Regions from separate parts of the Homo sapiens genome. Here region 1 is linked to region 2. Evidence: chromatin contacts called from ENCODE Hi-C or POLR2A ChIA-PET data. All regions are on one chromosome and are shown on one strand. Each heading gives the region's core, a stretch centred on a gene start or an enhancer-like site at or near the end of the contact. The rest is flanking DNA. Distances are from core to core; before and after follow the strand shown.

Region 1 (2,700 bases), core at 181-2,680, 70 kb after region 2:
CAGCAGCCTGTCTTCAAATCTTACTGCTGCATAATCGTTGTGTGATCTTAGGCAACTTATTTACCTGTGCCTCAGTTTTGCCATCTGCAAAATGACAATGGCCCCACTTCATAGGATTATGTAAATATTATGAGGATTAAATAAATGTAAAGTACTTAGAATAGCAACTGGCACATAATGAGTATTTAATAAATACTAGCTTTTATTCTTTTCCCCAGAGCATATTGGTGTCTGATGTTCTGGAGTGTTTAATGTGGAGGAAGAAAAACAAACCTGATCTAGTCATTTGTGAGACATTAGCTGTGATGTCTCTGATTAAACATCCACTTTTTTTTCTTTTTTAGACAGAGTCTCGCTCTGTCACCCAGGCTGGAGTGCAGAGGCGCGATCTCGGCTCACTGCAAGCTCCACCAACCGGGTTCAAGCAATTCTGCCTCAGCCTCCTGAGTAGCAGGGACTACAGGTGCCTGCCACCACGCCCACTTAATTTTTGTATTTGTAGTAGAGACCGAGTTTCACCATGTTGGCCAGGATGGTCTCAATCTCCTGACCTTGTGATCCACCTGCCTCGGCGTCCCAAAGTGCTGGGATTACAGGCGTGAACCACCACGCCCAGCCAAACATGAACTTTTAACAGTCCATAGAGACCTTCAATAGTTCATTCTATGTCTTCCCAAAGGGCTCTATTCTTATTTTGTCACTTAACAGTTGACTTTATACAGTGGAAGCAGTCATAGATTACTCATTTAGAGATGGAGTTTTCGAGTCCCCAAATGAGGTTTCTTGTTTGTGGACCTAGCCTATTAATCAGTAATGAACTTTGCACTGGAATTCAAAGGAGCCGTGCTAACCCGAGCAGAAGGCACTTTCCGACCTTGGAAGGCTGCATCTGAGGGTGGGCGTGAGAAGTTCCCATTTGCTGCTTGGATTGCAGAATCCAGACACCTCTCATTTATTACTGAATTAGTGTGATGATGCTGAGGATGTTGAGAAGGCACTGTTAGGCTTTAAATTTGAAGTAAACAAGGAAAAGACTGTTGACTCCCATCATCTTAGAAGAAATGATCTTGGGAGTAACTCCAGAGGAAAGGGTCTGGATTTGATTCCTTGAATGGTTCTAGTACTCAGCACACTGGGGCTTTCTTAAAACCTCTTGGTGCCATTCTTCACTTGGGAATCTCCCACCTGGACCTCAGCCAAATCTTGAGTTGGTGTTGGCCTTTTAGGATCCTGGCTTTGATGTCAGGTTGTGGCTTTCTGCTGTGAATGATAACTGTCTTGGAAACACTCCCATTCTGGCTCAAGAGATAAGGAATAGGGCAACCTGCCAACCCATGGGAGAGCTGAGGGCCCAGCACACTGCTAGAAGCCACTCTGCCATTCTGAGGGCCTGTGATCAGTGAGAGGCTGAGGTAGACTTTCTGTTGCCAAGGACCTGTTCAGATCATGTTACATCATTGCTACTTCCCTAACAACTGAATTCATCTTGGGGCACAGGATTTAGACTTTCTCTAAATGAGGATTACTTGCTCTCTGGGTGTTCTGGCTACTGTAGAGCCCCTAAGAAGTCTATTATTTCTGGTTGAATTGCTTAGGGACACAAGGCTTTGGCAGAAAGGTAGGGAAGTGTATCTGTTGCCTCATTTTGCAGATGAAAACCCATAAAGAAACTGTAGAAGGCAGGAAAGAGCCTTAATCTTGTCCAAATTGCTCATTTTTAGAGGATCTGTGACTTTCCCAAGGTTACTTTGAAAATCAGTAGCAAAGTCAGGACTGGAATTCAGGTCTCCTTATTTCCAGGCTCAAACCTTCCACCTGATCTGTGGCCTCTCCATGGCAGATGTGCTGGGAAGGTCTGCACTATTAGAGAAGCAGTGACCACAGATGACTCAAATAAGACATTGAGAGCCTATGACAGAATTTTCACTTTCTTGAAAACGCCCTTGCATAAGGATGTGGTGATGTTAGAAACCCAGTGTTTTCATTGTCCTTCACATATGTATGTATATGTATATATTTGATAGATTATCTCAGAATTTGCAGGTGGGGTACAGGAGGCAAAACCCACTGATTTATCTTATCAGGGCAGCAGAGGTAAAAGTGACATAGGATTAATTAACAAAGCCCAGGAGGAAATAAACAGCAAATGTTGACGAGGAAATCATCTTGACCAAATTTTAAAATGAAAGCACCCGTGGCCGGGCGTGGTGGCTCATGCCTGTAATCCCAGCACTTTGGAAGGCCAAGGCAGGTGGATCACGAGGTCAGGAGATCGAGACCATCCTGGCCAACATGGTGAAACCCCATCTCTACTAAAAATACAAAAATTAGCTGGGCATGGTGGCGCATGCCTGTAATCCCAGCTACTCAGGAGGCTGAGGCAGGAGAATTGCTTGAACCCGGGAGGCAGAGGTTGCAGTGAGCTGAGATCGCGCCACTGCACTCCAGCCTGGTGACATAGCGAGACTGTCTCAAAAAAAAAAAAAAAAAAAAAAGCACCCGAAATGAGTTTTTTTGTAAACTGCAATTTTCCAAAGTATGTGTTTGGTGTCCTGTGAGTAGTGCTGCTTTGATACAGCAGCAGGCAACATTCCAACATGTGGGGAAGCCATGGAGGCCTGTCCTCCTGCAGCCTGTCTCTACCCGCTCACCCTGTCCTGTCCAGGAGCCTAGAAACAGGTTGGTCTCCCAGCATCCAGG
Region 2 (2,700 bases), core at 161-2,660:
ACCCTGTCTCAAAAAGAAAAATAAGTCTGGGCGCAGTGGCTCACACCTGTAATCCCAGCAGTTTGGGAGGCCAAGGCAGGCAGATCACGTGAGGTCAGCAGTGCGAGACCAGTATGGGCAACATGGTGAAACCTTGTCTCTATTAAAAGTACAAAAATTAGCCAGGTGTGGTAGCAGGTGCCTGTAATCCCAGCTACTCAGAGGCTGAGGCAGGAGAATCGCTTAAACCCTGGAGGTAGAGGCTGCAGCAAGCCGAAATCGCACCACTGCACTCCAGCCTGGGCTACAGAGCAAGACTGCATCTCAAAAAGAAAAGAAAAGGAAAGAAAAGAAAAGACAAATAACTTTTTAAATAATTTTTAAAATATTTTAAAGGAATAGAAGTTGACTTTATAGAGCTAATAAAACGTCTGGAAAGACTGACATGGTACCTTGTCTGTGCAGCTCCTTTACAAGTTTTCTGTTCTCGCAGCAAGAAAAGAATGTCACTTTCTGGCTAAGCACAGTGGCTAGCGCCTGTAATCCCAGCACTTTGGGAGGCCAGGGTGGGTGAGCCCAGGAGTTTGAGATCAGCCTGGCCAACATGGTGAAACCCTGTCACTAAAAATACAGAACTTAGGAGCGTGGTTGTGCATGCCTGTAATCCCAGCTACTTGGGAGGCTGAGGCAGGAGAATCGCTTGAACCCAGTAGGCAGAGGTTGCAGTGAGCCAAGATCATTCCACTGCACTCCAGCCTGGTGACAGGCAAGACTTTCACAAAAAAAAAAGTTCTAGCAAAGCCAATTTAAACGAACCTATATGGCCAATCACTATTCTTGCTGCACTTTATGCAAATAATCAGGCCAAGTATATTGTGACTAAAACTTATTTTGCAAATTAATTGGTCCTGCTATGATTTATCCTTGCTGAAAATGGGAAACTAGAGAGAGAAGAATTATGTTTTAGAAGAAAAATTATGTTTTAGAAGAAATCTATAGTCCACCCACTATTTGATTCTAGCCCTGTTCATTGTTTGTGAGTTTTTGTTATTTGCCTACAGTAAGGATGAAATCATAAATTCTTTCCTGGTTACAAGTCCCTATACTAACGTTTCCAAATTTGTCTTCCACTTTTCTGACTTGGACGCAATACAATTGCTACCGTCTTTTTCCTGAGGCCCTCCAGGCTGAAGCTCATATGTTGTGACATACAAACTGCAGGCAAGAAAAACCTGTCAGATTGCCAGCATCTACTTCCACGTTAACTGAAGATGCTTCAAGTCTTACATCCAGACAACTCACCCAACTGCCCTCCAGACTCTAAGGAAGCCGGTTTATAGATTGTACCAAACATTAACCTTTGTTTTTCTTCTGTTTGAAAGCCCATCTGCGATGCCATCTTCTGATATGGGCAGCTTTTAGTGTGTGAAACTTCTAGGGAAGTTTCTGACAGGGTAATGTTGGGGCCAGGAAACCAATACCACAAAATATGGCGTTTTGACATGCTGAACTGAAGAAGCCTCAAGGTCTTTCTGACCTTCCCCCAACATGCACATATACTGTCTCACCCAAAGTCCCTATCTGCCTAACATCCAGACTCTCCAAAAGGAACAATTATTTTTTCTTCCCTTCCCTATAAGACCAAGACTGTAACCACACCTGAAGCAACCCCTTCACAAGATAATGTACAAGTTAATCTCTGTTCCCTGATTCATTTATTCTCCCTAGTAATGCCCTCAACAGAATTCCTCTTCCCCCTCTCACAACCTGTTTTGCCAGAATAGCTTACAAGCTTCTGAATCACACTGTAGGATGGGCAATCACCCCATGATTCTCCCCATGTATGCACATTAAATAAATGTGTATGCCTTTTCTCCAATTAATCTACCTTTTGTGAGCTGATTCTTCAGTGAACCTTTGGAGGGCAGAGGGGAGGTTTCCCTTGACCCGTAAAGCCTCAGTGTATCTGATTTACTCTGTGAGAAGGACCACTGAGTTGTAGGCAGAGTTCCTGACCCTCCAAATTACAAAAACGAGCTTTTTAATCCAAGCCTCTCCAAGCAGAAAAAACAGCCATCATTGAATAATCTTTCAAAATAGAATGTCCTATAGAAAATATACATTCGCTATAAAAATAAGCACTAGGCCATGCATTCCTTGGTTCCCACGGCCACCATCCTAGTTCAGGCCCCAATATTAGACCATTGCAACTGAGTCCTAACTACCTTTTCTCTGCCTCCAGTCTCTTCCATTAGTCCATTTCCCCTTGCCACCAGATTGCTGTTTCTAAAACACAGAGCTAATCATATGACTCTCTTGATTAAGAAAAACAGAAAAACAACTTCAGTGGCTCTCACAGCCTACTGGATCAAGTACAAACTCCTTTGTCTAGTATTCAAGGTCCTCCATTAACTGGCCCCAAACTACCTCCCAACACACACACACATACACACACACACACACACACACGTTCTTTCTCTAAATTTCAGCTTCCCTGAATGTTATTCTTAGAACACAGTGAACTTTCATTTCATCAAATATTTGTATGTGTTTTTCTCTCTAAAATGCCCTTTGGCCTACCAGTCTTCTCTTTCTCTTTTTTTTTTTTTTTTTTGAGACAGGTCTCACTCTGTCACCCAGGATGGAGTGCAGTGGTGCCATCTCGGCTCCCTGGAACCTCCGCCTCCCAGATTCAAGCAATTCTCCCACCTCAGCCTCCCA

What was found. Hi-C counts contacts between places; a loop is a spot of excess contacts on that map. ChIA-PET counts read pairs that join two places held with the same protein, here RNA polymerase II (POLR2A). Pooled maps may share reads with other maps.
Region 1: a loop to region 2 is called in a map of K562, with 2.7 times the contacts of the local background. The contact joins two enhancer-like sites. A Hi-C loop is called at or near these places in 7 of 168 maps with a recorded cell type or tissue (K562, gastrocnemius medialis, mammary epithelial cell and 3 more), 5 of 37 single-sample maps with no recorded cell type and 18 of 50 pooled maps. POLR2A ChIA-PET finds 5 or more read pairs at or near these places in 4 of 52 experiments (A673, WTC11, activated CD4-positive, alpha-beta T cell and 1 more).

Annotation. Positions count from the first base shown.
Region 1 is chr1:51,283,366-51,286,065 of GRCh38, forward strand. No RefSeq gene overlaps it. Among named protein-coding and RNA genes, the nearest start is that of TTC39A-AS1, 45 kb to the right of the region's middle. Within about 2 kb of position 1,431, at least 2 of the 41 ENCODE cell types and tissues checked have a DNase peak (open chromatin) inside an H3K27ac peak, as active enhancers do.
Region 2 is chr1:51,213,606-51,216,305 of GRCh38, forward strand. All of the region lies in intron 1 of LINC01562 (long intergenic non-protein coding RNA 1562), which reads right to left. Among named protein-coding and RNA genes, the nearest start is that of LINC01562, 20 kb to the right of the region's middle. Within about 2 kb of position 1,411, at least 7 of the 41 ENCODE cell types and tissues checked have a DNase peak (open chromatin) inside an H3K27ac peak, as active enhancers do.